5 separate regions of the Homo sapiens genome follow, and all the other regions are linked to region 1. A link is a loop called in an ENCODE intact Hi-C map of the cell type or tissue named here. Cell type or tissue: A673. All regions are shown on one strand.

Region 1 (5,000 bases):
TAATATTTTTTCTGACTGAATGAGGCAGCTTGGTGGCTCTATCCATGATATCAGAATTATTTATTACTATTTTTGGTTTTTATTGACAAAGAATATCTTTTTTCATCCATCAGTTTCCATTACTGAACACGTTGCCTGATCAACAGTGAAAAAAAGTCCACCTGAAGTACAGTGTTCTCTGTGTATATGAAAAGCACAACACATTTTCATTTATTCCAATAATAGACACAGAAGTTGCATAAATGAGTAACAAAGAGTCTTATGCAAAGTTTAGTCTTTTAGGAGACTTTAGTCTTATTTAGTCAAATACACAACACAAGGTAATTAGAGTGAAGTAAAAATTTTCTAAGAAGTCCAGAGAAAGTTCTGGTTAAAAGCCACATATGTTTTCAGTTAATTACAGAAATGAGGAAAGGTTTCTTGAAAATGGTGATTTTGTGTTTAGCCTTGAAATCTGGATCTGGTTTTGATCTGCAGGGTTTGGGGAACCTATTTTAGGAAAAGAGTTCTGCATAAGTAAAGACTCTGAGAAGATGATTATAAAACATGTTTTGGATTATGCTGATGTCCTATAACACCTGAGATTATAGTAAAGGATACACTTTACAATCAGGAACATTGGGATAATGTCCTGTAGTATTTTTGAATGCTAGAATAAGGAGTTTGCTGTGGCACTTTTGAACAGAGGAATGATGAAGTTAGAGCTATATTTATAGAAGAACCATCTGAGAGCAATGAGTAGCCTGGGATTTGGGAGTAGGAGATGTTCAGGAAACACTTGCTAGAGGAAATGATGACCTGAACAGGATCATGCCCTGAACACAGAAAGAACAGGAGGTTCAGTGAAGTCACTCTGACCACAGAATCTAGATGACTTAGCAACTGACTGTATGCTGGCTTTGAAGGAGAAGATGGAGACAAACATATTTTGCAATTTCTAGGTCAGGTTGATGACAGGATAGTGGAGCCAGAAGATTAGCTAAATTCTGAGGAAAAAGAAAGTGAAGAGCAAGTTTGATTTCAGACATCTTAATCATAAAGTCTTTTCTAATAATTGCCCAGAACTGCCACATTTCCCTCCACCTCCATCCCTACATATGTATGAGTTTTGATAATAATGAATTCTCCTTATTAACAGAGATTGATTATGGAGTTGGAGATAAAAGTAGATTGATTGTAATACATTTGATACAATGTACCCCCACTGTAAAATAATTATTAGTAGTTAGACAGCTATTCTAGGAAAACCCACGAAGAGGGAAAGAGCAACAGCTTCCTGTCTACCATTTCAGGGTCCCACTCTCCCATTCAAAAGGCCCTCTTCCAAAATCGTGAGTCCCCTAGCGTCATGGATGACATCTTCCTCAACTTTGCAAGCTCTTTTCCTGGCATAGTGCTCAGAACATAGTAGGCACTTCATAAATGTTTGTTGATTAAGTGATTGAACAATAAGATGCAAGTTATGCTTGTTCCAAAAATGAGAAAAAGATGGCCTCTCTATATTGGTTTTATGTGGCTTACTTCTTCATTACTGACCAAGACCATTGGCTCAAAAGCCTGCCGGCAGCAAACTCAAATTCTTGTACAGCCAATTGTTTTAAATATGGCCCAAGAAAGCATATTTTTTAGTCATTCAGAGCCTGCCTGCTTTGCTTACCCCAGAAACTCCACCGACATCTGTTAGCCTTAGATATGCCAGACCCTGAGGCTATGGAAGACCCAAGTCCGTGCTGTTCTTCCTAACTCTCTGACCCAGAGCCTCCCACATCGTGAGGCTGAGGGACATCACCTAGCCAGGTAACCCCCTTTCTCTGATTTTCCACTCCCCAGGGAGTTCCCTTGCTCTCTTCCCCTTTGGGTGGTGGCCCCACGCCATGGTCTCTGGAAGGTCTCCAAGAGCCCTGGGCTTCACCCCCACCTACACTCCTACATGCCAGCCTGTCCAAGCACCACACAAAGCACTTTGTGTACTGCTGCCACCTGGTGGTCATATCTTTCCCCTACCAGCCCCGAAATTGCTGCTTTCATGACATTATTGTACGTGTATGAGGGAGGAAATCTGATGTATTAAATTGCTTTTTCAAACCTATGTGTTTTTTTCTTTCTTCCTTCTTAGGAATTTCATATTTTGTCACTCACTGAAAAAATTCTTAGATCTGAAAAGCTAGGAGGGTACTTGGAGATCATTTCATTAATCCCTGTCTTATGTAGGTGAGAAAACCTTGGTTCAGACCTATTTCCATCAAATTAAATTTCTCAAAGTGACGTTTCAGAAGTAAATTAACACTAATGAATTCTAATTCTAGGATTTATACTAAGAAACTAATCATAAATAGGTTCACCTATAGAGCTTTTTATAATAGAGAAATTAAAAATCATCTGTATGTTTCAGATGAAGGGATTTGTTAAATGAAGTATAGGGCAGTAGTAGTCTATAGTGACAACTATGCAGCAGTATTCTGAAAAACTATTATAGAGTCATGTGAAATTATGTAGAGAAAAAGTGACATACAGAAATGTTCATAACATATTTTATGAGATAAAGTATAAAAACAGTAAGTTTAGTATGTTGGATTTTCACTTAAAATTTTTATATGCTTGGAAGAAGCACCAAAAATAAATATGAAATATTAAGTAGTTATCTGTTTGCATCGCAGGATTAGCTGATCCTAATTGAATTCATTTGGTTTATCTGTAGTTTCTAAATTTCCTATAATAAAAATATTAATTGCTGAATAATTAAAAAATTATTAAAGAAGTCAATTATCATGGCAAGCTGCAAGTTCAAGCTAAATGTGTTATCCAGTAGAACTTTCTGGCTGGGCACGGTGGCCCACGCCTGTAATCCCAGCACTGTGGGAGGCCGAGGCAGCTGGATCACTTGAGGTCAGGAGTTTGAGACCAGCCTGGCCAACATGGTGAAACCCCGTCTCTAGTAAAAATACAAAAATTCGCCAGGCATGGTGGTGCACGTCTGTAATTCCAGCTACTCGGGAGGCTGAGGCACGAGAATCACTTGAACCCAGCAGGTGGAGGCTGCAGTGAGCAGAGATTTCCCCCACTGCACTCCAGCCTGGGTGACAAAGTGAGACTCTGTCTCAAAAACAAAAACAAAAACAATAAAAAACTTTCTGCAGTGATGAAAATGTTCTGTATACCTACATTTCCTATGCCATGTGGCTACTGAGCATTGGAAATGAAGCCATTGCAACTGAATAACTGAATCTTTAATTTATGTAGTCACAGGCAGCTAGTGGCTACCATATTGGTTAATGCAGGATAGACTAGGTGGTAGTTGAGAACAGTCATAGCGCATTAAGAGTGATCATAATTAGTCTAGATCTGCTACTGTGTATGCAAATGTGTATGTTTTTCTTGACTAGCTTCCCCCTAAGTTATTATACCATAATTTAGGATAAAGTGTACCAATAAATGATGACATGAAACCATCTATGTAGAGGTTTTTTTGAGAAACAACTACTTCATCATGTGATTTATAAGGAAGATCCATTTATAAATGAACAAGGAGAGTTCGTCCAGAAATTACATCTTCCTTGTTAAAAAACTGTTCATTCTTTTCCAAGATCATGCAATAGTCCAGAGGTAGAACAAGAACAGCTAAAAGATCAATCTGGATTCTGCTAACCTGGCAAATTAACCCAACTTTTATCATTTAACTTTATAGATATACTACCTACTTAAATATGCTGAATGCTAGACTTACTTATATAATAGTAGTGTAAATTGTCGCTTAAGCTTCATTTTTGTTACTAAAGTTGTTATGTTAAATTTTGTGACCAAATTCATACCCTCCTTCCATAATTTAAGAATTTGCCTCTCAGATTGACATTCAGACTTGTGATATCCTCATTCCTCAGACAATGCTTCATCAGCACCCAAGATAAATCCTTATCTGAGATATGTTGCTTCGTTTCTTGCTTCGTGACTTAACAGACCCGTTATTTGTGTAAATGAGCCTTATTGGAATACAATGAGCTGCCTATCTGCTTTCTGGAAAATATGAAATAGATCATTTACGCAGCAGTGTGCTCACAGTTCTGCGTTTTGATACTATTGTTATTAGACTAACAGGTTCATGTGCCTGCTCTCAGACCAATACACTGAGACAGCAGAGAAAGTTTAATGATTACGAGGCAGACCAGTGGTAAGATGGGAGGAGACTCTTAACTCCATCTCCCTGAGGTGTTCTGGGCTGAAGTTTTTAAGGGGATTATGGAGAGTAAGGGGCTGGAAAATTGGAGTCATTGATTGGTTAGGGTAAGGGGCATGAAATCATCAGGATGTGGAAACTGCATTCTTTGGTGAGTCAGCTCTTTGTGGTATCCTTCAGAGCAGCTGGTGTTAGTAGTTTTACTGGTACAGGGGAACTGAAATCATATCTCAAATTGAAAACTCAATATTTCACAATGCTTCTGTTATCTATAGAGCAGTTAAGAAAAACGATAGTCTTATGACAAGGTCTAGTGATTCTGGAACGTTAAGCAGCAAACAATTATAAGGAAGCTGGTCAAAGAGCAGGCTGACCTAATGATTAATGTGACTATGCCGAAAGATTGGTTTATTTTTGTTTTGTTTCTCCACCTCCCTTATTTCCTGAGTAATTTTATAAAATTTATAGGGACAGTTTCACTTTTAGAACCAAAAATTTCTATTACTAGTTTACTTAATTGTGTAGACTTACTTTTCAATAGATAGATTCCAGAGTGCTTTCCTTTATATACTTATTTACCTAATAAAGCAAGCATACTGTATTGTGATGAAAAATTCTGGAGTTGTGATGAGAATAACATTAAGTATTAAGATGGTAAGTTTTTCAAGTAGAAATTTTCTGGGAGAAATCCTCACAATTACAAGGAATATGGAAGATATACAGCTAGAACTATGACTTTTTTGGCTTTCAAGTCCAAGATTATTTATAACAAATTAGAATTTTTTTCTGAAGCTAGCAGGCACAGTTACTAAAAGAGGAAGAGAAATAG
Region 2 (5,000 bases), 430 kb before region 1:
GTTGGCCAGGCTAGTCTTGAACTCCCGACCTCAAATGATCTGCCCACGTCGGGCTTCCAAAGTGCTGGGATTACAGGCGTGAGCCACCGCACCCAGCTGCGATCCACTTTTAAATGGATTTGTGGAAAAAGCACAGATTATCATTAAACTAAGCGGCATTTAGGTCACACATCTCATTCATCTGATCAGTGATCTGACAACCTGATGGGAGAGTCACATCTCCTAGGGTTTCAGGAATCAGTGGGAGAGGCACGCTATGAAAGGGCATGTGAAGGAAGGCTGTGTTTTTGTGTCTGCAGGTGTGCACTTGTACTACGTCGGGGGAGAGGTGTATGCCGAGTGCGTGAGTGACAGCAGCATCTTTGTGCAGAGCCGGAACTGCAACTATCAACACGGCTTCCACCCAGCTACCGTCTGCAAGATCCCCAGCGGCTGCAGCCTCAAGGTCTTCAACAACCAGCTCTTCGCTCAGCTCCTGGCCCAGTCAGTTCACCACGGCTTTGAAGTCGTGTATGAACTGACCAAGATGTGTACTATCCGGATGAGTTTTGTTAAGGTAAGGAGTGCTTGCTATCACGTTATAAAATGTTCAGTGAAAAACAAAACAAAAAAGCACCCTGACTGATGTGGCAGGCAGTTGTGCGGTCAATTCTGATAGACAAAACCAATTTATTATTATTATTATTTTTTGAGACGGAGTTTCACTCTGTCACACAGGCTGGAGTGCAGTGGCATGATCTTGGCTCACTGCAACCTCTGCCTCCCGGGTTCAAGCGATTTTCCTACCTCAGCCTCCCGGGTAGCTGGGACTACAGGCACGCACCACCACGCTTGGCTGATTTCTGTATTTTTAGTAGAGACAGGGTTTCACCATATTGGCCAGAGTGGTCTTGAACTCCTGACCTTGTGATCCTCCCATCTTGGCCTCCCAAAGTGCTGGGATTACAGGCGTGAGCCACCGCGCCCAGCCCAAAACCAATTTTTTTGAATTCTATTGTTTTTAGGAGGAGTTCCTCTTTGAGTATAAACTGTCTTGTTTAGCAATTATATGAAAATTGTTACACATTACTTTTGAGGAAAAACAAGGTGGCTATTTGATTGTTTTTAATGCAGATGATAAAGTAACAACAGTAATTTTACAGGACTAGTGCAACAGAGATTTTTTCCATCCTTCCAATTGCCAAGCACTGTTATCACTCAGTGAATGTTGGTGAATTTATCTGAATTCAGTAAGATACTCTCCTTACTCTTAGAAAGCATACAGGCACATGGAGGAGATAATATTTATGAATAAGCTACAAAAATAGGCAGGGTTGGTTCTAATACAAGATAATAAACTAAGTAGTGTTATAAAGGTATAAACAATTTGGAATAGAAACGGGTGTGATTAATTCAGAGAGCAGTATATGTTCTGTTGATGAATATTTGTTGAATTTCTCATATCGAATCTTATTAAGGTTGCTATGAAGGCTGGAGAACCAAGGAAGTTTCTTAGTGGGAAGGAAAGACAACTGGGTTTGTATATGGAAGTGAAAGCCTTCAGTTTCATCACCTGCTATTTTGTCTGTTGCAAAGTACTCGCAAATGAGTCTAGTATTTCAAAATATGGGCTTATCAAAGTATCGGGGTATGTGTGACAGTTTTCTTACTGCCATGATTCCATCCAGGGAATCAGCATGGCTTGTTCCAGGCATTTTTTTCAAAGTAAATTTTATTAGCACTTTAAAATTACCATGACAAATAATTTTTCTATACTCAAATTATGTTTTTATTATCACTTTAGTAATTATTTAAAAAGTAAGAACAATATAGTTTCCAATTTTAAAAAACAGCTGCTTGAAATTATTTCTCTTTCATGGTGACAAAGCAGTTTCATTCAAATTTAGTGTTTTGAAAGCATATATTATAAAGTTATATTAACAAATAACTTCGAAATCTTTTCAAATGTTCTGTTGCTTTAGAAACGGCAGAGGGCATCATTTGAATCATACAGTTTTTTTTTTTTCCGGGTCTGTGTTTTTAAAATTAGGATGAAATGCCAATATCTCATAGGTAATTATTTCACTCTGATTAAATATAAGCTTATATAGAAATCTGATTTTCCTAATAACTAGATACATTTCTCAGATAGGCAGCATTTACATTCATAAAGCTACACAATTGACACAGAAGACAAACTGTTCCTAATACTGCAGGAACTTTTAAAATAAATACATAGTAAATATAACTATAGATCATTTTTTTTTAACATTTGAGATGAGCAGCTGTAGCTACCACTGGGCTGATGGATCAGATCTCTTTAAGGTTTCTTTCAGCTCTGATTTTTACTGATTCTAGGACTTAGTCAGTCAACAAATGTTTATTGAGCACCTGCCATGTGCAGGCCAGGCACGTGGGACATGCCAATGTTTACTCACAGATCTCTGACCTCAGGGAACCAATATTCTAGGAAGGAGAGATGGATAATAAACAACAGCCAAAACACAGAAGAAGGATGGAAAGAGAAAGTCTGGGGGCAGGGTGAAGGGAATTGGAGCACGGGGGCAGTGGAGTCATCTGCACATGAGGGTGGGCCTCATTGAAAAGGTGACAGGTCAGCAGAGACTGGAAGGAGACATGGAGCTAGGCCCAGGGACCCCTGGAGGAAGAGCAGAAGAAGAGGGAAGAGCAAGGCAACAGCATACACCTGGAAACTCTGAAGAGCAGGCAGGCCAGTGTGGCTGGGGCCTAATGAGCAGGGGAAGTGAGATGAGAGCAGCCGCAGGGAACCATAGCAAGGCCTCCTGAACCTCTGCTACGAGTTCAGCGGTGACTGTAAGGAGGTGGCGAGCTTTTGCAGGGATCAGAGCAGAGCATTTTCATGATCTAACTTCTATTCTTAAAGGATCGCCCTGCCTGCTGTGTGGAGGATAGATATTATACAGGCAAGGTTGCAAGTAGGGAAACCACTTAGGAGGCTATAGTAATAGTCAGGTGAGAGTCGCCCCCACCTGGAGGGATCCAGTACAGCTGTGAGAAGTGGAAGGATTCTGAATTGTGAAGGCGGATCAGGCGTGGGAGAAAAAGAGGAAGATGAAGTTAGTTGCCTTCAATCAAGATGGAGAAGACGCAGGTGTAATTGAGATGTCCGTTGCATTCAAGTGGAGTTGCTGAGTAGCCAGTTCGATATAAGAGTCTGGATTCGGGGAGAGAGGTTTGGGCTTGAAATACAAATTTGGGAATTGTCTGCAAAGGGACCGTATTTAACTCCCTAAGTGTGGATGAGAACACCAAAGGTTTGAGTTTAAACTGAGAAGAGCCGGGCGTGGTGGCTCATGCCTGTAATCCCAGCACTTTGGGAGGCTAAGGTGGGTGGATTGCTTGAGGTCAGGAGTTCAAGACTAGCCTGGCCAACATGGCAAAACCCCATCTCTACTAAAAATACAAAAATTAGCCAGGCGTGGTGGCGCGTGCCTGTAATCTCAGCACTTGGGAGGCTTAGGCAGGAGAATCGCTTGAACCTCGGAGGCAGAGGTTGCAGTGAGCTGAGATCGCACCATTGCACTCCAGCCTGGGTGACAGAGCCAGACTCCATCTCAAAAAAATTAAAATAAATAAATAAGAAAGGGGGCTCTAGGACTGAGCCCTGGGACACTTCAACATTTAAAGATGGGACAGAAGGGACAGAATCAGCAAAGAAAACTGAGAAAGACCAACCAGTGAGGTAGTAATAAGACCAAGAAGTGTGGTGCTTTGGAAGCCGAGAAAAGACAGTGCATTGATGAGAGGATGTGATGAACTAAATCAAATGCTGCCCACATAACACAAAGGCTGAGAGCTGATCATTCATTTTAACAATATGAAGGCCTTTTTTGATCTTGACAAGAAAAGTTTTGTTGGCGGCTGGGGTGAGATGATGATCAGAATGGATTTAAGAGAGAATGGAAGGAGACAAATTGAGATGGCTAGTATGGATGACTCTTCTGAGGGTTTTTGCCAGAAATGGGATAAAAACATAGGGCAGTAGCTGGTGGGGGGTGGAGAAGTATCTTGAAGGTGGAAGACATTTCAGTGTGTTCATATGTTGACGGGAATGATATAGTAGACGCAAAAGATTGCAGGAGAGAAGGGGAAGATTTGCTGGAATGATGTCTCTGGGAAGGCAGGTCTGAGAGTGCATTAATGGGTGGACCAGCTTATTTGGAAACACAAATAATTAATCTGTGGTAAGAGGTAGAAAGGCCAAGTATGTGGATGCAGGTCCTGTGGAAACTTATTTCTGATGTATTCATTTTTCTCATTAAAATACAAAATAAATATCAGTTGCAGGTATGGACAGGGAAAAAGGGGTTGCAGGTTTTAGTGGGGAGGAGCGATCACCTAGGAGGGGGACATGAGAGAAGGGACTGGGGGGTGGGTTGTGACTGCCGGGGACATCACAGGTCCACTTGAGGTTCTCAGTCATGAAAGTAAAATGTGATCAGGCAGCATGGTTGTGTTGAAATCCAAGTTTTAAAAAACTCTACAGAGAATCACTGCTCCCAGTCACAGAACTGATTTACTTGGCTGTGATCTCCCTTCATTTTTAAATATCCTTTCATTGATATATAACATATAGAGAAAAATATGCAAATTAAAAAAAAAAATTTTAACTGTCTCTCCTTTGAATGGTGATAAAAGGGAAATTGCCAGTTGAACTAGAGAGAGAGAGAGAGAGAGAATAAGCAAGCTTTGATAATGAGCCCTGAAAAACCAAGAGCGCCTTCCAGTTCTGTCTTTACCACTTTCAGGTCCAGTCACTGGTCTGCAGTAACCATTTTGTGCAAGACACTGTCCTGGGCATGAAGGGGTGAACAAAAGGTCAAGTTTCTTCCTTTGTGGAAGGGAAAATGATTTTTCAGTGCTTCCCGTGTGACTGGAGTGCCAGAACCTCTCTAGATCCGAGTATTCAGTTGTGAACCCTGAGGGAATGCACTGATTTGGATTCATCTGAAGGCATCTGGTTGGTGTGAGAGTTGACC
Region 3 (5,000 bases), 61 kb before region 1:
AATACCAAAACCAGACAAAGACACACCAACAAAAAGAAAAGTACAGGCCAAAATTCCTGATAAAGGTAGATGCAAAAATCCGCAAAACATATGCCAGCAAACCAAATCCAACAGCACATCAAGGTATATACCATGATCAAGAGGGATGTATCCCCCAAATGCAAGGATGATTCAAAATATGCGAGTCAATAAATGTGATCTATTTCATCAACAAAATGAAGAATAAAAACCATAGAATCATCTCAATAGATGTAGAAACAGCATTTGATAAGACTCAACATTTCTTCATGATAGAAACTCAAAACAAATTAGGTATAGAAGGAGTGTATCTCAACACAATAAAGGCCATAGATGACAGACCCACCACTGACAGCATGCTGAATGGGGAAAAGTTGGAAGCTTTTACTCTGATAATTAGAACGAGACAAATACACTCACTTTTACCGCTCTTATTTAAAATAGTACTGGAAGTTCTAGCCAGAGCAATTAGACAAGAGAAAGAAATAAAGGATCTCCAAATTGGAAAAGAGAAAGTCAAATTGTTCCTGTTTTCAGATAACTTGATCTTATATACAGAAAAAAACTGAAGACTCCACCAAAAAACTCAGGACTGATAAGTGAAGTCACAGTATACAAAATCGACATACAAAAATCAGTAGCATTCCTATACATAAACAACAAACTAGCTAAAAAAGAAATGATGAGAAACATCATCAATCAAATGATGAGAAAGAAACAAGGACTACCATGTGGTACATTCATTCCACTTCTGGATATATATCCAAAAAAAGGAAATCAATATATTGAAGAGTTATAGGATCAACTTAATTGTCCATCAACGGATGAATAGATAAAGAAAATAGGATACTATTTAGCCATAAAAAGAATAAAGTCCTGTCATTTGCAGCAACATGGATGAATCTGGAATCAACATTAAGTGAAATAAGCCAAGTACAGAAATACAAATATTACATGTTCTCACTCATATGTAGCGGCTAAGAAAGTATTATCTCATGAAGATAGAAAGTAGATTGCTGGTTACCAGAGGATAGGAAAAGTAGGGAGAAAGGAGGAGTGAAGAGAGGTTGATTAATGGGTACAAATAAACGGAAGAAGAAATAAAACCTAGTGTTCGATAAATCAGTAGAGTCACTATACTTAACAATAATCAATTGTACATTTCAAAATAGCTAGAAGAGAATAACTTGAATGTTTCTAGCATAAAGAAAATACACATATTTAATGTGATCAGTAGCTCAATTATGCTGAATTGATCTTCCCACATTATATGCATGTATTAAATTATCACAGATACCTGAAAATTGGTAGTTTTCTTTCTTTCTTTTTTTTTTTTTTGAGACCGAATCTCACTCTGTTGCCCAGGCAGGAGTGCAGTGGCATGATCTCGGCTCACTGCAACCTCTGCTGCCCAGGTTCAAGTGAGTCTCCTGCCTCAGCCTCCCTAGTAGCTGGGACTATAGGTGCCTGCCACCACACCCAGCTAATGTTTGCATTTTTAGTTGAGATGAGGTTTCACTATGTTGGCCAGGCTAGTCTCAAACTCCTGACCTCAGGTGATCCGCCCACCTCGGCCTACCAAAGTGGGTACATTTATTATGTATCAATAAAATATATAAAACAGAAAAGAGATATGATTCTGAAAAGAGAAGAAAGTGACGGAGTCTATGGCTTCTAGCCAGACATAAGAAAAAGCACTTTATTGGAGATTATATCTTATTGAAAAGCAATTTATTTCTGGTATGGCATGCATATTAAAATTCCTTCTTGTTGGCACATTTAATCCGTTTTTAGAATCCTTTGGAATATTAAATTTCTAATGTTTGAAGCTAAACCAAAACTGAACACTTTCAGGGGACAGAGTTGAAGCAGATAGAGCAAGCTGGAGGATTTTATAGTTATTCAAATGAGAGCTGGTGGTGGGAGCACAGGCTAGGGGGAGGAGCAGGCTGACTTGAAGGGCAAGCAGGAGGAGATGAGCAGAACATGCTCACTGTGCAAGAAATGCAGAGGAATTGAGGATGACTTCTAAAATTTGTTTGAGCAGCTGATGGTGTTGGTGCTATTTAAGGAGATGAGATTTGTGGTTGGGAGAAAGGTTGGAGGAAGTGCAATTAGGAGTTGTGGCCTCTCTCTCTTTCTTTCTTTTTCCTTCCTTCCTTCCTTCCTTCCTTCCTTCCTTCCTTCCTTCCTTCCTTCCTTCCTTCCTTCCTTCCTTCTCCATTCAGCCACTCTGTGTCTTTTAATTGGAAAATTGAGTCCATTTACATTCAGCATTAACACTGATAAATAAGGGCTTACCACCCTCACTTTGTTGCCCGTTTTCTGGTTGCTTGTAACTTCCTCTATTCCTTTCTTTCTTTCTCACTGCCTTCCTTTGTGGTTAATTTATTTTCACTGGTAGTATGTTTTAATTCATTGCTTTTTATTTTTAGTGAATCTATTATAGGTTTTTGTGTTGTGGTTACCATGAAGCTTACCAAAAAAATCTTATAGATATAACAAGTTATTTTAAAGAGATGACAACGTATCTTAGATCACAAAGAACAGAAGCCAACAAAGAGAAAACTAAAAAACCTCTACACTTTAAATTCATCCTACCCACATTTTGACTTTTTGTCATCTCAGTTTACATATTTTTATATTGTCTGTGTCTTACAAGATTGCATAGCTATCATTAGATTTGATAGATTTGTTTTTTAGACTTCATACTAAAGTTATGAGTGGATTGCAGTCACAATTACAGTACTAGAGAAATCTGGGTTTGTCCATGTATTTACTTTTACCAGTAGGTTTTATACCTTCACATGTTTTCTTTTTGCACATTAGTGTTGTTTTTTTCAGACTGAAGAACTTCCTTTAGCATTTCTTATAAGAAAGGTCTGGTAGTAGCGGTGATTAAATTATCTCAGCTTTTGTTTGTCTGGGGAAACACCTTATCTCTCCTTCACATTTGAAGAATAGTTTTGCTGGATACAGTATTCTTAAATAGCAGGGTTTTTTTCTTTTTCAACACTTGCAAAATGGCATCTTATTCCCCCTGACTAATATGGTTTCCTTTGTAAAGCCTGTTGCCAGAAGAATTGGAGCCCCTTTATATGTTATTTGCTTCTTTTCCATTGCTTTTTTAGGATACTGTCTTTGTCTTTGATTTTTGAAAGCTTGATTATTATATGCCTTGGTTGTCCTATTTGGGTTGGATCTGTTTGGAGTTCTCTGACCTTCCTATATGGATATTTACATCTTCCTCAAGTTTTGGAAAGTTTTCTGTTATTATTTCTTTGAATAATATTTCTACTCCTTGCTCTTGCTCAACTCCTTATTAAACACTAATAATCCTGAAATTTGACCTTTTGAAGTAATTTTCTATATTGTGTAGGCAATTGTCATTCCTTCTCATTCTTTTTTCTTTTTTCTTCTCTATGTATTTTCAAATAGCTTGTCTTAGATCTCACTTATTCTTTTCTCTGCTTGATCTGTTCTGCTGTTGAGAGCCTCAATTAAATTTTTCAGTTTGGCAAATGTATTTCTCAGATCCATGATTTCTATTGATTTGTTTTTATTACTTCAATCTCTTTGTTAAATTTATAATGCTAATATGTAATAAATTTATGAATTGCCTTTTCATGTTATCTTGATCACTGAGTTTCCTTTAAAATTGTTAATATGAATTCTTGGTCAGAGAACTCATGTAGCATCATCTTGTCACAGCCAATCACTGGTTTCTTGTTTTGTGAGGTCATGATTTTGTTTGCTTTTGTTTCTTGCATACATACTTTTATATTTTCGCATTGAAGTTTTAGTTATTTATTCCAGTTTTCTCTGTCTTGCTTGCTTTCATTTTCATTGGGTCTGTTTGCTCAGAGATTCTTTATAATTTACCTGTTAAATATTTTCCCCCACTAAGTGAGGAAAAATGATGCTGCTGCTGCAGTCTTTCCTAAAAAGGAGACAGCAACTTAGTGATTTGACTCAGTTCTAGTAAATGATTGGAGCACTGCCCACCTCACATGGGGGGTAGCTTAAACGGATATTCCAGTAGTGTGGGATGGCTAGTTAAGGGTTTGTGTCCAGAGGAACTGTGGAACATACCTTTTACAGCATGGCTACTGAACAGCCACTCTGATTTGGTGTTTCTTTTGGTTGAGTTACAAGCAGAATTTCCAGGGCTGGGGATGGGAGTCTTGCCTCCTCCTTTTGACTCTGCCTGTCTTCAGGAATACTTCTCCTTTTAGGCACTCATAATATTTCCTATGGATTGAAGAAGAGACAGCTTTCCTGCCAGGGAACCCAAGATGGTGGGGAAGCTGATCGTCCACCTCGCTTTCACTTTTCAAAGTGTCAAAATCTTGAGTCGGGGAAATTTTCCACATACTTGATGCTGGGCAGATTGGGGATGGGGGAGTGGTGTCACAGATATGGGAAATCCAATTCTCTTACTGTCGAATTAAAGTTTTTTAACTTCATTGTGGACCCAGGAGCTATCTCATCTTTATACTTGAGTTCTGGGATATTGCTAGTGATGATCTCAATACTGGGTATATATATATATATTCATTTTCTGTGGGGGAAGTGAAGCCAGCTTGCTTCTAAGCCACAATTTTTAAACCAGAATGATTTGAAGAGTATATTTCTTCCTATTTAAATAGTTCTACACAGAATAAGAAACTAAAAGTAATGGAGCAAAGCAATAATACACTTCTCAAAATGCAACTGAAAACAACCTGTTTCTTGAGAAAGATTAAGTGTGTGTGTGTGTGCATATGTATGTGTACATATATCAGCTTTAAGAAGCATGTATTAAATATTGCAGAATGCAACATTTGCTTATGTTTAGACCTTCTGTTAAAGTTTATTTCACTAGTTTCTTATTTATTTAATTAGAGTCGTACAACTGCATGAAAGAAAAGAAGAATCATTTGTACAAATAACAGAAAACCTATCAATTTCTTATACTTCCTCAACTCAAGCTCCTTTTATTT
Region 4 (5,000 bases), 560 kb before region 1:
TCACTTGAGGCCAGGAGTTTGAGCCCAGCCTGGGCAACATAACAAGACCCCATCTCTGTAAAAATAAGAGAAAAATTAACAGGGTGTGGTGGTGTATGCGTCTAGTCCCAGCTACTTAGGAGGCTGAGGCAGGAGGATCATTTGAGCCCAGCAGTTTGAGGTTATAGTGAGCTGTGATTGCCCCACCGCACTCCAGCCTCAGTGACAAAGCAAGAGCCTGTCTCAAAAAAAAAAAAAAAATTACAGAACTAAGGAAACAAATTGAGACCAAAATAAGATGAATATGTAAAACTATCTATGAATGAAATAGACCTAGTTTAGAACTGAATATTATTACATATTTATTAAGATCCTGTTATAGCAAAAACCAAACCAAACAACACAAAAAGGTAAACATATAAGGCCCCCCCAAATTTAATAATAATTACAGAAAAACTCACTGCATATCCTTCTAGAAATAAATATTTATTTAATTCCACACTTTGTGAAGTATATTTCTCCCCCACCATCATCCATCCCCATCCCTTGTATTTCTAGCTGTTTTTTTTGTTTTTTTCTAGGTGTTTTTTGTTTTTTTAAGATTCTAAGTGAATCAACTAATATAATTCTTAAGAGAATTAGCTGTAAAGATATTCATACCATTGCTCTTCAGACAAGTAGCACTAGCTGCATGTGTCTATTTAAATTTAAATAAAATGAAAATTTAGTTCCTCAGTTTCATTGGCCACATTTAAATTACTTGTTGCTAAAAGCTACCTTTTTTTTTTTTAAAGGAGATAAGGTCTTACTGTGTTGCCCAGGCTGGACTCAAACTCCATCCTCCTGCCTCAGCTTCCTGAATAGCTGGGACTACAGAAGTGAGCCACCATGCCCCGCTTGTTGTATAGCATTTCCATCATCACAAAAAGTTCTCTGGCTTATAACATGATATGAATTTATTGTTGGATATGTTGTAGTTCACTCTTACTAAAAAAGTATTTCATGTCCAACATCTTAGTAAATCATGATAGGCTAAAAGGAAAATCTCATTCATAAAGTTACTTGGTGTGATTTCCTGATTTTCTCCAGAGGACCCCAAGAGAAACTTGATAAATATTTCCCTTGCATTATCTTTCTAGAGGGAGTCACTCAGTGGGAGGGAGGGCATAAGGCATCAGATTTTTAGCAGCTGATTTTGTCATTCAGCAGTAGGGCAAAGATAATTTAAATGATTTTGCTGATGTTAGGGAGTGAACCAAACAATAAAACAAAAATCTGAACTTTATTCTTATAAATCTAGTTCCTTTATACTACTCTGTAAAGAAAAGGAGTTCTGATGCCATATTTTTTCCTTATCATAATCCCATTTACTACACTGTTACTAGAAATGTTAAGTTTTAAAGAATTAAAGCATGTGATTATCATTAAGCTATTAATTCGTAGCCTTGGTTTTACAGCACCTTAAAGTATCCCTAATTATTTAAGTGTCCCAGCTCAATTGAATTAATTTGAATTAAATTTAGTAAGTTTTATTAATATGCATCATGTAATACTCTTTGCAGGAGGTGGAAAGGAGGCAAATAAATGATAGGTGGTTAAAGTTACAAAATTCATAGTTTTTGGATCCACCCAGTGAAAAATATGGTTCTGACAAAGCTTATAAACAGCCAGTCATTGCTCTCAGAAAACTTACATTCTGAAGTTGACATGCATAGAGAAATTAGAAGAAATCTTCTTACTTATGTAATTCAGGTGTTAGAGAACTTTTTCTGTAAAGGACCATATAGTAAATATTTCAGCTTTAAAGCCAGTCAGCCTCTGTGGCAGCTGCTCAACGCTCTATTGTAGCATGAAAGTAGACATAGATAAAATACATCCTTTATTTACACAAATAAGCAGCAGATCAGATTTGGGCTACAGGCTATAGTTTGCTGACTCTTAAATCTAATTTAATCATTTATCCAATATTGGAAAGTTTTTACAACTACCTAGTGATCTTTCAGCCTCTACTGCATAGCTCTAGTGATGCTTAAGCAGCTCATTCTGTCTCAGCTCAGCTGTGAAGTTCCTCTAGACACCAAATGCAAATATGTCTCCTTTTAATCACCCCCTTCCATTGTTTCTGTCTTCTGTAGCTACACAAAATTATCTACTCCACTTCTTTGTGACAGCCCTTCAGAGAGTCAAAGCTGTTTTCCATGTGTATTCTCTGTTTTAGGCTGTCAGTTCTTACGGTTTTTGTTGTTGTTGTTTGTTTGTTTGTTTGTTTTTGAGACAGAGTCTCGCTTTGTCATCCAGGCTGGAGTGCAGTGGCGCAATCTCAGCTTACTGCAAGCTCCGCCTCCCGGGTTCACACCATTCTCCTGCCTCAGCCTCCCCAGTAGCTGGGACTACAGGCGCCTGCCACCATGCCCGGCTAATTTTTTTTTGTATTTTTAGTAGAGACAGGGTTTCACCGTGTTAGCCAGGATGGTCTCTATCTCCTGACTTCGTGATCCACCAGCCACGGCCTCCCAAAAGTGCTGGGATTACAGGCATGAACCACTGCGCCTGGCCCAGTTCTTACAGTTTTTAAACATAGCATATTTTTTTCTTATAATTTTCCACTGAAGATGTGTCTGTTCGTGTGGATTTGGTTTCCACATTACATTGTTACTTCGTACAGGTATTGCCAACTCTTTTTCCTGTTCATTGCCTTTGAACTTTGTCTCTCCATCTCTATACTGGTGTGGATTTCTTTCTGTGTTCTTTTGCTTTGTTTTCAGGAATGGAATTGTGGCTAGTTATCTCAACTTCAACTTGTTAGATTTCTGTGTCTAAAAGTGTAGGTTCTTGTTCTATCTTAGGGCAATAGCTGTTTTCTCAATTCATTTAAGCCACAAATTTGATAAGCATGCCTTGCATGTATTTCCCTAAGCCCTAATAAAAATAGCGACTGAAATAGTTCAGAAAATAATGAAACAGGAACGTGGGTTTTGTAGTCAAGTCCTATAATTACGTGACTGTCTCACTAGATGGCAGTCATTAGCTTAAATATCTTTTACAATATTGCTTTGACCATTTAAGTCATTTCTTTAGTACGTTTTACAGTGGTTTCTAATGTCTTCTTTCTTAGCTGATTTTTTTTTAATGACTACAAAAAGAAATTTATTACTACTTGCTTGTATTTCCTCTTAGAGTAACCAGGTTACATGTTCTGGTTCTGATGATTCTTATACAAAGTCATCTTACAAAAGTTGCCTACAATTTCTTTTCTGATAATAAGTGCTCCTGTAAGGTTTTAAACTACATGTATATAATTTAAGTAGAGCTTTGTATAATACATACAAATAAAATAGGGCATTTACATTTTCATACTAAAAATTTTATTTTATTTTATTTTATTTTTGAGACAGGGTCTCCCTGTGTCACCTGGGTTGGAGTGCAGTGGCTCAATCTCAGCTCACTGCAACCTCTGCCTCTTGGGCTTAAGCGATTCTCGTGCCTCAGCCTCCCGAGTAGCTGGAATTACAGGCACGCACCACCACGCCAGGCTATTTTTTGTGTTTTTTGGTAGAGATGGGGTTTCACTGTGTTGGCCAGGCTGGTCTCAAACTCCTGGCCTCAAGTGATCTGCCTGCCTCGGCCTCCCAAATTGTGGGGATTAGGAGCATGGGCCACCACGCTCAGCCAAAACTTTCATTTATATTTTACTTGTATTTTCTTTTCCCACATCTTTGTTTTTTAATATGCAAAGCTTTCCTCTCAGATTTTCAGTTTCCTAACTGGTAGTTAGTCTACCTCTTTTTAAAAATATGCTTGTTTTTTAGTAATTTTTCTAAGCAAAGTATATGCTGGCCAGGCACAGTGGCTCACATCTGTAATCCCAGCGCTTTGAGAGGCCATGGTGGGAGGATCGTTTGAGGCCAGGAGTATGAGACCAGCCTGGCCAACATAGCGAAATCCCGTCTCTACTAAAAATTAGCCAGGTGTCGTAGCGCACACCTGTAAGCCCAGCTACTCGGGAAGCTGAGGCATGAGAATCACTAGAACCTGGGAGGCAGAGGTTGCAGTGAGTCGGGACTGCGCCACTGCACTCCACCTTGGTCAACAGAGAGAGACTCTGTCTCAAAAAATAATAAAAAATTTTTTCAAAAAATAATCCCAAAGTATATGATGATCACTTGTTCAGTTGCTTAACTTTTCTAAATAGAATCAAAAATCCCTAACAGGCAAAATAAATGCTAAAAAGTGTGTATTTCATGATCATAGAGTCATTTCTCAGGCTGTGACTTAGGTTTTAAATTATTTTATTTATTTTTTATTATTATTTTTTGAGACAAGGTCTCATTCTGTCACCCAGCCTGGAGTGCAGTGATGCGATCTTGGCTCACTGCAACCTCTGCTTCCAGGGTTCAAGCAAATCTCATGTGTCAACCTCCCGAGTAGCTGAGAGTGCATGTGCAAACCACCATGCCTGGTTAATTGTTTGGTATTTTTAGCAGATGAGGTTTCACCATGTTGCCGAGGCTGGTCTTGAACTCCTGACCTCAAGCAGTCAGCCCTCCTTGGCCCCCAAAGTGCTGGGATTACAGGCTGAGTCACCACGCCTGGCCCTTAAATTCTGATTTAGACATAGCTCTAACAAGCTGAGTTTTTAGTTTTTTAAGCCCACAGATGACTAGAATTAATGGATATGAAAAAGATACGGAGAAAAATTACATTAAGAAGAACCATAGGAAGCAGATCTTAACTACACGCACAACTCAGTCTGGAGTGCTGGGTTGCTTACTAATGACCCTGAATGCTCTTCTATCTCTAATATAGTAATCCTTGGCCAGTTCTAGTTTTGTATACCAATGATTCATATCTGCGTGCATGGTTTGGTTCCTTAAAAGAATGTGACAGTTAGTCCTTCTCCCTTTTTTTGTGGACCATGTGAGCAAGTCTAAGAAGCTGGTATGTTTGTTTCACCCTCTCAATATATGGGTAGAAAAGCAGGCTTCCAAAAGAGAACTCAACCTCCAAAGTCATTTGTTTTA
Region 5 (5,000 bases), 630 kb before region 1:
CATTTGTCAATTTTGGCTTTTGTTGCAATTGCTTTTGGTGCTTTAGTCATGAAGTCTTTGCCCATGCCTATGTCCTGAATGGTATTGCCTAGGTTTTCTTCTAGGGTTTTTATGGTTTATGGTTTTATGGTTTTATGTTGTAAGTCTTTATTCCATCTTGAGTTAATTTTTGTTAAGGTGTAAGAAAGGGGTCCAATTTCTGTTTTCTGCATGTGGCTAGCCAGTCTTCCCAGGGCCATTTATTAGATAGGGAATCCTCTCCCCATTGCTTGTTTTTGTCAGGTTTGTCAAAGATTAGATGGTTGTAGATGTGTGGTGTTATTTCTGAGGCCTCTGTTCTGTTGGTCTGTATATCTGTTTTGGTACCAGTAGCATGCTGTTTTGGTTACTGTAGCATTGTATAGTTTGAAGTCAGACAGCATGATGCCTCCAGCTTTGTTCTTTTTGCTTAGGATTGTCTTGGCTATACAGGCTCTTTTTTGGTTCCACATGAAATTTAAAGTAGTATTTCCTAGTTTTGTGAAGAAAGTTAATGGTAGCTTGATGGTAATAGCATTGAATCTACGAGTACTTAGGGCAATATGGCCATTTTCACAATATTGATTCTTCCTATCCATGAGCATGGATTTTTTTTCTATTTGTTTGTGTCCTCTCTTATTAATAAGAGGATTTTTTATCAGCAGACATGATTATATCTGTGATTTGTAAAGTGAACTGGATAGTGATCAAGCCCAGTGGGCAAGCTATTAAAATAATTCAAAGGAAAAATGAGAATAGCAACAGTAGTGATAGAGAAGAGATTTTAAAAAATGTATTTTTTTTCTCTCTGGAGATGTTAAGTATTTTTGAGAAAAGGAGTAATAATTGTAACTTGGCAAGTGTGTTTTGCCTTTCCTAGTTGAAACTACTTTTCAGCAGTGAGTGGATAGGTTGTGGTACATGAATTTTATTGTTACTCATTATTAAAAAGTGTCTTAAAAATATGTATGTCTTAAAAATATAAGTAATTTTCCTTGTTAATTATGAAATATGTAATCTCTTTTTTTTTCTCTTAATAGCCTTATGTTAATATTGGGGTTTTATTGTTTTTGCTTTTCAGTACTGTAAGATTGATGTTAAAGGCATGGTGTTCACCCCACTTCATCAGCGTACATAAGTTATCTCTTCTTTTGGACCCTTATTTTATGCCATAATGGTAAGCTTCAGCTCAGTATGTTCAAATTTGTGTTTTAGAATGTTCTCTTCCTTCATCTTCATAAAGATATTTGTATGGTAGATATAGAAATACTCTTGTAAGCTGTACAGGTTATCCCAACTGGGAAATTACTTAGCAATCCCATTGCAAAGTCTTCTCTATAAAGTATATTGCTCACTAATCAGTGTTACAGTGATCACATTCATCCATCTATCTGTGCTTGTATTTATGAAGTATTAAAAATATTTACCTATATCTACTTTGCCATATTCCAAATCGTTGGCAAGGAGGATGGGTATAAATACAAATAGTTTTGGGGAGTATAGATTTCTCGTATTTTAAAGCTTTTCTTTAGATTTTATTAAAATTTAAAAACAAATGTAACCTGCTAACTGCATATAACGTATTTCAGGCAGCATCAGTGCTAATCTTCTAATGGCACATTTCTGTTCACTGACTTACAGTCACTAAACATAGTTAGGAGTAGGCATTTAACTTTTGCCATTAAGAAATGACAGACTAAGGGAGAAAAACACTTTTTAATGTTTTAAAGAAGCAGCAGCATTTGACAGAGAATAAATGAACATTGACCACCATGTTATTTATTTAGATAACCCCTATTCTGCGTCACAAACTTCAGAAAACATCTGTCTTCCTTCTCCTCTTGGTTCTTGCCTATCTACTCCTCCCCTATTAGAGAAAAGTAGAAGTATCACAGTGGGGTTCTGACAACACCTTGTATTTTGCATCTATATTACCTAATCATTTTCCTCTTAAGTTTTTGAAGGAGATAATGAATGAATGATGCTTTTATTTATGTATGTATGCATGTCTCACTAGACCCTTTGAAGTTTTAATTTCAGAAGATGAAATATTTACTTGAGATGACTGGCTGTTTAAAATTGTCCTAGACTATATATATTTGATTTTGTTTATTATAATTTTTTGATACAAACAAATTTTATGGGCAAAATTTAAAAGAACCTTCTGTATTTGTGAAGTGTATATGTACAGAATTATGTTTTCATGGTGGAACATGGGATCAGGGAAAATGGGAGTCAGGAATCTTAACTTGAATCCTGGGAACCAGTTTCATTGGGAATCCGCTTCTTATAAGTTTTTTTTTTTTTTTTTTTTTTTGGTAGTGACAGAATCTCACTATATTGTCCAGGCTGGTCTTGAACTCCTGATTTCCCACCTTGGCCTCCCAAAGCTTTGGAATTACAGGCATGTGCCACAGTGCCTGGCCAAGATTTTTTAACAAAGCAAATTAGTGTAGATTTATTATAACTGAACGTTTTGAAAAGATGGCAGATTTCAGACTTTGTTCACTTATCATATTTAGATATTTGATAATGTGGGTTTTTTATTGAACAGTGCAAGAAGGCCCACTATTTTTGGAATTATACAAATTCTCCATCCTTAGGACTAGGTGGTCACTTAAAAGTTCCCATGATTTCCAAAGGGTGGCAGTATTTGTTTTTCCCCCTTACCCTCCTGGGACTTTGGTGGGTGGTAGGAGTTTTTACCCACATGCAATTTGGTAGGTTGAGGTATTGGAATCTGCAAAATAAGACAGAAGAATTTAAGTCCTTTTAAATAAAAACTGAAAGTTCTGTGCCTCTTAATAAAATTTAAAAATGACTATCATTATGAATGAAAAAGACTATAAAACAGAAAACTAGAAAGAAAACCACTGGTGGTATATTTGGGTTTTGTTTTATTTGTTTGTTGTTTTTGTTTTTTTTGAGATGGAGTTTTGCCCTTTTTGCCCAGACTGTAGTACAATAGCACGATCTGGGCTCACTGCAACCTCTGCCTCCCGGGTTCAAGTGATTCTCCTTCCTCAGCCTCCTGAGTAGCTGGGACTACAGGCGCGTGCTACCACGCCCAGCTAATTTTGTATTTTTAGTAGAGATAGGGTTTCACCATGTTGGCCAGGCTGATCTTGAACTCCTTACCTCAGGTGATCCTCCCGCCTCAGCCTCTCAAAGTGCTGGGATTACAGGCATGAGCCACCATGCCTGGCCATGTTTAATTTTGTTTAGAACCTAGTACTTTTATTCATATGTGTCTTTAGAAATGATGGCTTTACAAATGAAGACATAGCATAGCTTCACCATGTTTTTTCCTCGTCTCTAAAAAATGAACGGATAGGGATCTACTAGTAGATCTCAAACCTTACATGTAGTAACAGTAATATATTTCATCAATTCTGAGGTTCATTTTCTTTTATATTTTAATATTACTGAATTGATGATGAGTTGATACTCAAGAATATCTTAGAATTGATAGCATATTTTTTTCTGTCTTAATGTTATGCAGAATAATGATGCATGCTTTCAATGGCATCTTGAATTCATTGAAACATGGCAATGATAGCCATCATTTATTCTTTCTAGGCACTGAGCTAGAGATGTTGTAGGTTTTTTTCATTAATATATTAGCAATTTCTAAGTTAATGTTAAGTGCCAGTACAACCGCACTCTCAATTTTCAAGATTTTTAGCAGATGAGGAGAGTTTAGCCTTTGGTTCATTTTGATTGTATACTTTATGGCCAGTATATTTTTTTGAATGGTGCTCTTAAAAATTAATGTCTATGAAGTGATGATAGCTGCCATATCCAAACCTCCCCTATATTAGCCTCACAAACACTGACCAGAGAGACCGTGTAAGCATTCTTATTTAGTTTGTTGTTAGTAATCAGGTGCCCAAGACTCATATTTTTTCTTTGTTATATATATATTGATCATAGAGTGGAGTGGAGGAGACAAATAAAGGAAAATATATTAGACCTGTTTTAGAAAACATTAGAAATGTTAAATGTATATTAAATTTTTTTGTGGAAATAACTAATATTACCAAATATACTATTTACTTTTTACAGCAACAAGCTTTAGAACTAGCTTTGGATCGTGCAGAGGTGAGGTGTGACTAAGTTACATATTGAAATAGTGTTGTCTTTAATTGACAAAAGCTCAGTTTTAAGAGATTTTTGTATGTGATTTTTAAAGGAGCACATTACTATTTTAGGACAAGTATGCATATCATTTTGCTGTAAATATATAAAAATACCAGGTGATATTTGGATCACCTGTTACTTGGAATCCTCAAGATAATAATGTTACAGAATAAAACTTACTTGAAGAAGGATATAGAATTTCTAAAATTGTATTTTCCTGTTTTGACAAGTTTTCTAATTACTCAAAGGAAAAAATAGCTAAGGTATACAGTATACAATTTTTCATACAGTAAGCATATTTTGAACAACCATAAAATATATTGATAATATTTCTGACCTGTGAAGTCATGGTTGTGAAACTATGATTTTGCTTATGGCAATGAAATACTCTGCTAAATCGTGGTGCAGTTCAAATTTCATTTGTTTGAAACTTATCTTTAGATGTTAAGTAGTTTTTCCTACAAGATGTAATTCAGAGAGTTAAGTGAATAGCCTTTTTAGCCTTACGTATGTTTTAGATATACTCAATACAGTTGTTCATAGTCAAAAGCAAAAAGCAAGCTGTTCTCATAAACTTTTGTTTTTTAGTATGTCATTGAAAGTGCCCGACAGAGACCTCCTAAAAGGAAATACCTATCAAGTGGAAGGTATGAATAATTAATTGGTAACATCTTAGATTCATTGAAATATGATGATAGCTACCTTTTATTGCATTCCTCGTAGGGACTGAGCTAGAAATTTTATAGGTTCTTTGCATGTATTAGGAATTTCTAAGTTGATGTTAGCTACTATATTCAGCTCCACCCCAGTTTTTGGGAAATTGAGGCAAAAATGTGAAAATT

Evidence for each region. Hi-C counts contacts between places; a loop is a spot of excess contacts. Peaks named below come from ENCODE experiments on the same cell type or tissue, not always from the same donor. Only the 100,000 strongest peaks of a DNase experiment are listed, where the experiment ranks them.
Region 2: it touches region 1 in a loop (4-fold over the local background); 15 of 110 quality-filtered maps call a loop at or near these places.
Region 3: it touches region 1 in a loop (5-fold over the local background); 7 of 110 quality-filtered maps call a loop at or near these places.
Region 4: a loop joins it to region 1, with 2.7 times the contacts of the local background. A loop is called at or near these places in 32 of 110 quality-filtered maps.
Region 5: it touches region 1 in a loop (4-fold over the local background); 11 of 110 quality-filtered maps call a loop at or near these places.

What each region holds. Positions count from the first base shown.
Region 1 is chr13:36,417,538-36,422,537 of GRCh38, reverse strand. No RefSeq gene overlaps it. Among named protein-coding and RNA genes, the nearest start is that of CCNA1, 12 kb to the left of the region's middle. In A673, CTCF peaks have their summits at 1,798 and 2,001 (motif pointing left); DNase peaks (open chromatin) are centred at 1,947 and 4,267; H3K4me3 peaks cover 1,099 bases; H3K27ac peaks cover 2,538 bases.
Region 2 is chr13:36,848,975-36,853,974 of GRCh38, reverse strand. It overlaps SMAD9 (SMAD family member 9), which reads left to right. Exons shown (of 7, transcript NM_001127217.3): 6 at 300-556. Among named protein-coding and RNA genes, the nearest start is that of RFXAP, 32 kb to the right of the region's middle. In A673, a CTCF peak has its summit at 2,994; a DNase peak (open chromatin) is centred at 2,974; H3K27ac peaks cover 1,164 bases.
Region 3 is chr13:36,478,273-36,483,272 of GRCh38, reverse strand. No RefSeq gene overlaps it. Among named protein-coding and RNA genes, the nearest start is that of CCNA1, 48 kb to the right of the region's middle. In A673, no CTCF peak of the experiment used is centred here; DNase peaks (open chromatin) are centred at 2,012, 2,332 and 2,942; H3K27ac peaks cover 4,839 bases.
Region 4 is chr13:36,979,341-36,984,340 of GRCh38, reverse strand. All of the region lies in intron 6 of ALG5 (ALG5 dolichyl-phosphate beta-glucosyltransferase), which reads left to right. Among named protein-coding and RNA genes, the nearest start is that of ALG5, 17 kb to the left of the region's middle. In A673, a CTCF peak has its summit at 2,969 (motif pointing right); a DNase peak (open chromatin) is centred at 3,000; H3K27ac peaks cover 2,641 bases.
Region 5 is chr13:37,047,683-37,052,682 of GRCh38, reverse strand. SUPT20H (SPT20 homolog, SAGA complex component) reads left to right here. Exons shown (of 26, transcript NM_001014286.3): 2 at 1,100-1,195; 3 at 4,084-4,119; 4 at 4,747-4,805. The coding sequence starts at 1,193. Among named protein-coding and RNA genes, the nearest start is that of SUPT20H, 9.5 kb to the left of the region's middle. In A673, a CTCF peak has its summit at 2,678; no DNase peak of the experiment used is centred here.